Regions from separate parts of the Homo sapiens genome. Here region 2 is linked to region 1. Evidence: chromatin loops called from intact Hi-C (ENCODE). Cell type or tissue: B cell. All regions are shown on one strand. Region 1 has its middle 9.1 kb from the start of HLA-DOA. Region 2 overlaps COL11A2 (collagen type XI alpha 2 chain).

What was found. Hi-C counts contacts between places; a loop is a spot of excess contacts. Peaks named below come from ENCODE experiments on the same cell type or tissue, not always from the same donor. Only the 100,000 strongest peaks of a DNase experiment are listed, where the experiment ranks them.
Region 2: a loop joins it to region 1, with 29 times the contacts of the local background. A loop is called at or near these places in 10 of 110 quality-filtered maps.

Annotation. Positions count from the first base shown.
Region 1 is chr6:32,997,993-33,002,992 of GRCh38, forward strand. No RefSeq gene overlaps it. Among named protein-coding and RNA genes, the nearest start is that of HLA-DOA, 9.1 kb to the right of the region's middle. In B cell, a CTCF peak has its summit at 2,251 (motif pointing right); a DNase peak (open chromatin) is centred at 2,249; H3K27ac peaks cover 1,354 bases.
Region 2 is chr6:33,170,870-33,175,869 of GRCh38, forward strand. COL11A2 (collagen type XI alpha 2 chain) reads right to left here. Exons shown (of 66, transcript NM_080680.3): 30 at 4,705-4,812; 31 at 3,658-3,711; 32 at 3,296-3,349; 33 at 3,142-3,186; 34 at 3,004-3,057; 35 at 2,832-2,876; 36 at 2,633-2,686; 37 at 2,479-2,532; 38 at 2,191-2,244; 39 at 1,661-1,768; 40 at 1,420-1,509; 41 at 1,181-1,234; 42 at 844-951; 43 at 598-705; 3 more. Among named protein-coding and RNA genes, the nearest start is that of COL11A2, 19 kb to the right of the region's middle. In B cell, CTCF peaks have their summits at 1,961, 2,161 and 2,366; a DNase peak (open chromatin) is centred at 1,962; H3K27me3 peaks cover 1,389 bases.

The DNA of each region.
Region 1 (5,000 bases):
AGGTGGGAGGATCACGTGAGCCCAGGAATTTGAGGGTGCACTGAGCTATAATCACACCAGCGCACTCCAGCACTCCAGCCTTGGCTGGCAACAGAGCAAGACCCTGTCTAAAAAAACAACAAACAACAAACAACAACAACAACAAAAAATAGAGAGAGAAGAGAGAGAGTAAGTGTATTCCACCAAGAACATACAGTAGTATCTTTTAATATCACTTGGGATACTTATTTTTTCTGTGTGGTTCAGTTCTATTTGTTTTAAATTTTAGAGGTTTTTGTCAATTTTTTATTAACATTGTAAATTATTTATACGTTTCAAAGGTCAATATTCACTTCTCACTTCTATTCTCCCTTCCTTCCTAAAAGTAGCCATTTTTATTAATTTCTTGTTTATCCTTCCAATGCAGCTTTTTTCCCCCTTTGGAGACATGGTCTCACTCTGTTGCCCAAGCTGGAGTGCAGTGGCACCATCATAACTCACTATAGCCTCGAACTCCTAGGCTCAAATGATCCTCTTGCTTCAGCGTCCTGAGTAGTTAGGACTACAGGGGGTACCACCATGCCTGGCTAATTTTTTTATTTTATGTAGAGACAGAGTCTTGCTATGTTGGCCAGGCTGGTGTTAAATTCCTGACCTCAAGTGATCCTCCCACTTCATCCTCCCAAAGTGTGGGGATTATAGGCACAAGCCACCACATCTGACCCAATCCACCTTTTTGAAAAAATATGTATCTTTCCTCTTTCTTACCCCAAAGGCAGTACATAGTTTAATCATTGTATTGCACTGTGAATTTTCCACTCTAACCTAGAGATTCCTCCGTATTAGTTCAAAGAGATCTTTCTCATTCCTTTTCGTTAGACTTTTTCCTTTAATTGATACATGATATTTTACATATTTTATTTATGAGGTACATGTGAGTATCTGTTACATGCATACAATGAGACTAATGATCAAGTCAGGTATTTGGGGTATCCTTCACCTTGAGCATTTATCATTTCTATGTGTTGGCAACATCTCAAGTCCTCTCTTCTAGCTACTTTGAAATATACTATATATATATATATATATATATATATATATATATATATATATATATATATATATTGTTGCTGGCTACAGTCACCCCAGTCTGCTATCAAACATTGGAACTTATTTTTTCTATCTCCTCATTCTTTTTAACAGCTTTGCATTACTCCATTGTGCAGATGTACTATAATTTTTTCAACTATTGTACTCTTACTAGGCATGTTTCCAATAATTTTCAATTGTTACAAATAATGACATATCATTTTTAAAAGGCAGATTACTATATAATAAAGATACATACTTCACTTTGGGAGGCCAAGGCGGACGGATCACAAGGTCAGGAGTTCGAGACCAGCCTGGCCAATATGGTGAAACCCTATCTCTACTAAAAATACAAAAATTAGCTGGGTGCGGTGGTGAATGCCTGTAGTCCCAGCTGCTCGGTAGGCTGAGGCAGGAGAATCACTTGAACCCAGCAGGCGGAGGTTGCAGTGAGCTGAGATGGCACCACTGCACTCCAGCCTGGGCAACAGAGCAAGACTCTGTCTCAAAAAAAACAAAAAACAAAAAGATACATATTTAAGTTTGGCATTTCCTTACATGTATTAAAATATGTTTTAACAGAAAAATATTACTTCTATTGATTTGTTTTTGGTTAGGTTATTAACACTCTCCTAAACACTTCGGTTTCATGCAACAATTTAGGAAATATCTGGTGTGCTTCTTAGTGAATGTGGAGATACTGGATTTGACAAATATCAGTTGGTTAGACTAGTGTTTGGCACATTGGAAGTGCTCAATAATAATAGTCAATACTATTATGAAAGATAATAGTATTAACAAAACAATACTTGTTAATATCAGAAAAACAAATTTTAATTTATTTTTCTTTATGCGGACATGTCATCAGGGAATTTGAGAGCAGGGTGACTACATTTTGTTTTAGTCAGCTGGGGCTTTAAACATTTATTGAGTAACCACCATGTTTCAGGCATTACAGTAAGAACTTGTACCTGAAGCAGATCCATATACTGAAGGCCCGAGGAAAGGAATAAAGGGCAACTGGGAACCTGACCAGGTCTCAAGAGCGGTGTTGGGACTCTAGGGAGGAGGCAGCAGAACGTTTCCAGTGGACGGAAGTGCCGGGGAGTCCACCTTGGGAGACCTTAGGCTTACTCAGATTTGGAGGCTCCAGGTGGGGTGGATGCAAACCACAAGATGGAGCCAAATTACAAGTCATAGGTAGCAACCTCCTAAACCACAAGGAGGAGAGGAGAGGAAGTGAAGTCGCTCCTCTGCGTGCACGATCACTTGTCTGGAAGCTTTTCTGAAGTCAGAGAGAAAGGAAAGCCTGAGAAGTGGGACATCATTCATTGAAAGGCATCTGTGTGTAGAGATAAATAGGGTAACATGATAGGGAGAGATTGGAGATAGGTGGTTTATTTAGCAAAGTTGGTCAATGAAGCTTCTCTGAATTGGTGCCACACGAGTTGTGAATGGGTGATGAATTGGAGGCATTAATGTTAAGGAGAATTCTGGGGAAGATAGTGTGGCTATTGCTTAATGAAAGAAGGAAGAGTAGAGGGAAGTAAAGATGAAGACACATGCAGCGCCAGATCATATAGAGTCTTGTTGACCAGGAGGGAATTTAGACTAAGCAAGAAAGAAAGTCTGAACTGGGGGAGTGCTTCGACTGATCCAGGAGGGAGAAGAAAATCTCTTCAGTAATTCCATCCCCAGTCATTCTTCAAGCTCACCTCATTCCCTGCAGCCTGTTGCTGCTGAAGCCTCAGAAGAAGTTTGTTCCCAAAGTTGGGAATACCTCCTCCTACACATTTCCTAGTAATGCTGATGTCTGACCCTGTTCATCCTGCCTCATGTCTCACAAGCTGGTCTCCATTCGCTGCTGAGTAGGACAGTGCAGTGGAAAGAACATGGGCTCTAGCATCACACAGACCTTCCAACCACCTCCTAGCTGTTTGACCTTGGGCAAGTTAGGTAATTTGAATCCTAGCTTCCTTCTTTATAAAATGAAATCATTATACTTAACTTGCAGATTGGTCATAAGGAAGAAATGAAATAATTCATGTATGGCAGAATGATGCTTTTCTTTTTCCTTTGTTTGTATTTAGGTTTGTCACACAAGACAATAGCACATGTCACCGCCAAGGCCTTTCCTCTTCTGGCTTTGGATTTCCCAAAATCTGAAGCTCACTTGACATTATGCCAGGTGTCCCAGACATTGTGCCAGAGAGAGAGAGGGGAATGCCTTTGACAGGCAAAGGGGGAAGGTTCTCCCAAACTGAGGAAGGCACAGTGGCCTGTGGGTCTGAAAGAGCCCTGCTTCCTTGCAGCAGCCAAGGCAGGTGGGGAGGCCTCCCAGGGACGGGGAAGTTGGCCGTATGGTGCATCTTTGCAGTCCTGCTCCCAGGCACTGGGGATCACTCCTCACTAAAGATTCCCCTGCCCCAAGCCTAGTGCAGAAGCAGCAGAGCTTCCACTTGGAAAAGAGCATACAGGTTAAGCCCTAGGCATGCTTGGAGTAAACAGTCTGGACTGGAGAAGACAACAGGGGCTTCTCCAAGGCCTCAGCACTGTGTCAGGGCGCAGACCCTTGGAACAACTGTAAGAGACCAGAAGCCCCAATAAAGACAGATTGAACTTAAAACCAGCCTCATGGCAGGGGTTTTGAATCAGATTTAAGATTTTTTAAAGAGCAGGTTTTGAATCAGATTTTCGATTATTTAAAGACATTTACTATTTTTTGCACTCTGTGCACTATCTTATTAATCTTTTGGACCAAGATTCAAATCCACTACACGTGAAAAGCATTAAGGCCAGGCACATTGCATGTGTTGGGTAAACGGTAGCCAATGTTATTAAAACCAGCTGCAGACAGTCGGACCAGGCTGGATTTGAAGCAAACAAAATTGAATTAAATAGAATTCTACAGTGTTTCAATGCCCATTATGTTCTGGGTGTTGGAACTATAAGACACAGCCTTCTCTTGCTTTAGAGGAGCAGTTAGTGGCAAAGGCAAATTCATACACAGTCAACTGACACAGGGCGGAATGTGGTATGCACTGCAGGGACAGGGTGGCCAGCATATTGGGGGCTGGGATTGAAAATGCTTCACAGAAGAGGTGACATTTAATCTGGACCCTGGAAGGACAGGTAGAATTTTGACTGGTTGGTGGAGGAAGGCAGGTCCAGCACAGAGAATAGTTTGTGCAAAGGCAGGGAGGAGTAAACATGCGACAACAGTTTTCTGTGACTTAAGCATTGATCATTTTCAGGAGGAGCTATTATATGGTTAAAATAGGCCAGGTGCGGTGGCTCATGCCTGTAATCCCAGCACTTTGGGAGGCCAAGGCAGGCGGAGCACCTGAGGTCAGAAGTTCGAGACCAGCCTGGCCAACATGGTGAAACCCGGTCTCTACTAAAAATAATAAAATTAGCCGGGCATGGTGGGGGGTGCCTGTAATTCCAGCTACTCAGGAGGGTGAGGCAGGAGAATTGCTTGAACCTGGGAGACAGAGGTTGCAGTGAGCTGAGATTGCACCACTGCACTCCAGCTTGGGTAACAGAGTGAGACTCTACCTCAAAAAAAAAAAAAAAAGGAAAGAAAAAAAGAAAAAGAAATACCCTGAGGACGGTTTGAGAAGGGTCTTCATCTTGTAGGTAATGGAGCACCTATAAGAATTTAAAGGAGGAAGGGAAAAAGCAGATATCCTATAAGCTTCTGAGAGAAAAAAACAACAACGATTACGTACAAAGTTTCATGACACAATATCTTTTGGATTATCAACAATAACGCAGGAAGCTAAGGGATTATAGAGAAATGCCTTAAAAATTCTGATGGAAATGATTTCCAATCTTGAATTTTATAACCGTGGAAGCTATTATTCAAGTGTGAGAGTAGAATAAATATATTTTCCGACATACGAAGCATAAAAAGTTTTCCTCATATGCAC
Region 2 (5,000 bases), 170 kb after region 1:
TCCAAAGTGTCCCTGGGGTCCCCGAGCTCCGGGCTCCCCATCTGCTCCCTGCAGGGTTGAGGGAAAGCAGAGACAAGGACACAGGGATGGGTCATGGGTCAGGTGTTCTCTATCCACAAATACCACACACAGCTGGGTGCCAGGCCCAGAGCCCCTGCTCCCACTCCCAGCCACAAGGGCAGAGGGGAGCTGAGGGAGGACCAGAGGCTGCTGGGCCTTCGGTGGGGGTGGAGGGGTCACTCACCGCTGCTCCAGGCTGCCCCACAGGACCAATGGGTCCAGGGGGTCCAGGAGGGCCCTGGGTAAGAGAAGAGAGTCAGAGACACCAAAACAGGGAGAGAGATCAGGTGGGACTGAGGTTAAAGGCCAGGAGGTCAGAAGTCAAGGTCATGGACACTTACATGTTCACCCTTGTTCCCTTTGGTGCCCTTCTGTCCGGGGTCCCCCACCTCACCCTGGGAGGAGAAGGCAGACAAGATATTAGAGAAAGGTGATGGGTAGAGTGGGAAGGATGACATGACAGGGGCCAGGGGTCATGCCCAGGTCAGCCATCTCATCTGGAAAGAAGATTGGTCGGGGTCTGTGGGGTCCCCTCACCTTGTCTCCATCCTCTCCAGCCACACCTGGAGGCCCAGCAGGACCAGGAAGCCCCACAGGACCCTGCACTCCATCTCGGCCAGTCGGGCCAATGGGGCCCTTCTCACCCTGTGGGACAGGAGGAAGGAGTCATGGCCTGGAGGTGACCCTCACCCTCAAACACCCCACAGGAAACTTGTCATAGCCCATCAACCCTAGGCTCACAGACCCCTCCCCAGTACCCCTCCCCAATACCCCCACACTCACTGGGACACCTTTCTCTCCTGCTGCTCCAGGGGGACCCTGCGGGCCTGGGCGCCCTGGCGGACCAATGGGTCCCCCTGATCCTGCTGCACCTCGTTCCCCAGGGGAGCCCTGAGAAAGCAGATGGTCAGACCCCCAGGAAGGAGACACCAGCCCGCCCATACCAGAGAACCTCAGACCACAATTCCCAAAAGCTCCCAAAATCAGATGCATTCTGGCTGTCCCTGGACAGCCTCTGCCCAGCCCCACAGCCCCTGGTGGTATCAGAATGCCACTCCCACCCTTCCTCACCCACCCCTTTCCCGGGTCCTTCCTACCACTTCCGGAACCCCAGACTCACTGCAGGGCCAGGGGGGCCAGACGGACCTTCATTCCCCTTCAAACCAGGTCCACCCTATGAACCAGACATTTGGGGAAGATGAGACTTCACGAAAAGAGAAGGGTGAGAGCTGGAGAGGGAAGACAGGCTCCAAAAGATGGAAGTGGGGAGTGACATGGAGGGGGTCAGGGACAGGGTCGGGGTGGGGACTCAGGATGCTTGGTGCTTGTGACAGGCAGGGGTCTGGGAGTCACACTCACAGCAGTGCCTGGGAGGCCTCTCTCTCCTGGGAATCCCCTCAGACCAGCAGGACCATCCTTCCCTGGGGCCCCAGGGGGACCAGGGTCACCCTAAAAGGAAAGGAGAGGTGATGAGCCACAGCCATGCTCCCAAATTAAACAGAGAGCTCTCCAGCCCCCCCTCAAATCTCCAACTACCTGTTCCTTTCAGCACCCCAATCCCCAGCTCCCCCACTTCCCCTCTGCCTGGCCCCTCACTGACCTTTGTTCCTTCTTTTCCAGCTGTCCCAGGTAGTCCCTGCTCTCCAGGGGGCCCCGGGGGGCCTGGGTGACCTCTCTCCCCCATAGGGCCGGTTTCTCCTGCTGCTCCCTAGACAAAAGCAGAGAGAGTTCCTGCTCTCAGGCCCTTCATCTCGCTGTCTGCCAGAAGAGCCCACCCTGGCCACCCTAAAACACTCCTTCAGAACCCCTTTATCCCTGCCCCAAAGCTCCTGGGAAATTCCCCGGCATTCCTGGGCCACTGCTGGGTTTTCTCCTGCCCCATGTGGAGTAACTACACCACCTTGTGTCTCTGTTGGGGAACTGCCTCTCCTGGGGGACAAGACGATGAGAATGCGCCCCAAAACAGACTGAAGTTCAGGACCCCTGCCTGAAATCCCAGCCCCCACCATTGACCCCAGCCCCAGGAGTCTGGGTCAGGTGGACCGGGGCAGGGGCGTGTGACCGAGAGAAGAGGGGCAGACAGACTAATGCTAGGGTCAGGGGTCCATTCTCTCCTAGGGACAAACCTACCTGAGGTCCCACCACTCCTGGAGGACCAGGGGGGCCGGTCTTCCCTTGGAAACCCTAGGCGAGGAAGAGAGGAGAATGCAGTGAAAGCAGGTGTGGGCGCTGTGGGGCAGATTCCCAGGAGGAAGGATCCCAGGCAGGATCACACCAAGCCCTGGGCCCTGGGTCTGAGCAGCACCAGGGCAGGCTCCACTCTGCCAGGAGAACGTCCCTGTGGGCTTTCCAGACAGCTCTGGGGTTAAAGGGTCTGATGGAGCCCCCTGAGAATGGGTAGCCAGGAGCATCACTCACCACTTCTCCTCTTTGGCCTGGGTGTCCCGGCAGCCCATCCTTCCCAGGGGGGCCCTGGAAGGGGTTCAGTTGTCAGGTGAACTCTCAGCTGGAAAGCAGGTAGGGAAGAAGGACTCAGAGAAGCGAGGTGGGTCAGAGCTCGGGGTCAACTTACCGGGGGTCCTTTCGGTCCAGGAAACCCGTTGGGACCCTGAGGTCCAGGGAGGCCCTAGAGACAGAGGTGGGGGGAGTCAGGAGAATGGGGGCAGGGGCTGAGTGGGGGAACTCAGCTTCCTTCCTGGGGTGAGGAGGGAGCTGGCTCACCCAGGCTCCCTGGGGACCTCAGGGGAAGGGGACTTTCGATCCACACTCACCCTCTCTCCAGGGGGCCCATGGGGGCCATCACCACCAGATGTTCCCTGTGGGGGGAAACAGAGTCAAGGAGTGGGAAGAGCTGCTTTCCAGCTGTCCCCGAGGTCAGGATGTTGAGGGAGAGCTGGGGCTGAGTGGGCAGGGGGCAGTTGGAGCCTTGTAGAGACCATTCACCTTAGCTCCAGACTTCCCAGTGGCACCTCGGGGTCCCCGCTGACCCCGTGGACCCTACAGAGGGAAGAGGAGTTGTCAGAGAAACCCAAATGCCCCCCTCTGGACCTTGAGCCACCTGTTTCTCTCCCCTGCACTCACCGTGGGGCCCCGTTCTCCCCGAGGCCCTGACTTCCCCGACAGGCCCTGGTGGGAATGAAGCAGAGAGAACATTACCCAGGGTGAGACTCCCCACAGACCCCCTCTACACCTCTCCAGCCCTTCCCTTCTCACGCCCTCCCACCCCCCAGCTTACCCGGGCTCCCTTCTCTCCACTGGCACCAGGAAAGCCAGGAAATCCTAGGGACCCCTGGTGAGAACGGAGAAGGGGGGAAATTGAGAAGTTATGAAAGGTAGGGTTCAGGAAGGGGCAAAGGGGGTCAGGAGAGGCCACAAAGGCAGTGGCCAGGGAGACCCGAGCTCTGCCAAGAACTAAGTGGCCTTGGACAAACCCCTGCTGCTCTCTGGGCCTCTTTCGGTCATCTGTAAAATGGGGGTCAGCTAAATTCCCTCTGGGGTCCCCCACTGCCCTGCATCTGTGCTTTCTGGAATCAGGGATCAGGGAAGCGAAGAGGAGGAGGGAAGAGGAGGAGGGGCACGTATGGGGCATGGCATCACCTTGGGTCCCTGACGTCCAGGATAGCCAGGCAGACCAGGAACACCCAGCTTGCCCTGTGGAGGGACAGGAAGCAGTTAGGAGTGAGAGGAGGCCCAGATGCCACTCCACCCCTGGAGACCTCAACCCTCACATATAACAGCCAGCCCCCACCCAGCAACACACCCCACACACCCCAGCCTCTAGCCCCTCATTGCTTGCCCCACAGCTGCCTGACTTTTGTTGTCTCTCCTTCCCGTGAGTGGATTTTCCCCAATTCTAGTGCTGGGATCCCACCTCCCCTGCGCCTACAGAGGTATCAGGTCCTTCAGGGTCACTGTGATCTAGCTGCTTCCCACATGTCAACCTCAGCTCCATCTACCCCATGAGGGAGGTGGGATCTACCCCAGCACCCACTCCTGCTTCACCAAGACCAATCCCCCTGCAGGCCCTTTGCCCACCACACCCCGACTCCCGTGCATGCCCCCTTCCCCAGAGGCTCCAGGGCTCATCCTGCCCAGGCAGCTGCAGAGCAGGGCTTAGAAGCAGAGATTCTGAAGCCAGACTGCCTGGGCATAACCCCTGGCTCTGCCCTTCACTGGCCATGTAATCAACAAGCATCCCTGTGCCTCTGTAAAACCTCAGCAAAACAGTACGTCACATGCCTACCTCATAGGATAGATAGGACGCATCAGCACAGCACCTGGCACAGGGCAAGTGCTGGGGAGAGTCAGCTCTGGAGACCACAGACCTCACTGCTATTAGACTCTCTCATCTCAGAACTCCTGCTGCTTGGAGTCCGAACGCATGTTCACTCTGCCTTGAAGCAACAGCTACTCTCTAAGCTTCGTCTCCGTCCAACTCTTCGTGTCAGGGACTTTTCCCTGACTTCTTATATATCCCCTCTGCCCATCAGCAGCTGAGAGATGCCATTTACACAGACAGAAGTATGACTAATGCATGGCCATCTTCAACTGACTGGCTGACTTCAGCGGCGGGCACCCATGCCCATCCTGACCCCAGTGCCCACACCCCCAGAGGACCCAGGCACAGAACCCTCATCCCATCACCTTCTCGCCCATGAGCCCTGGGGGCCCAGGGTCTCCAGTCGGTCCAGTGCGTCCCTTTGGCCCCTCAGGACCATCCTCTCCCCTGGAACCAGGGACTCCAACTTCGCCCTGTGTGAGAGGGAAGGACAGGTGAGTGCTGGGGACTGGAGGTGGGCTCTGGGCCCAGAGGAGAAATGGGCAACAGTGAGGCTGAGGAGGGCTAGAGGGGTCCCAGGAGCCACTGCAGGACAGGAAGCCCACAGGGTAGGGATAGTGTAGTGATGGGAGGGCAGGCATGACACAGACCATGGGGCTAT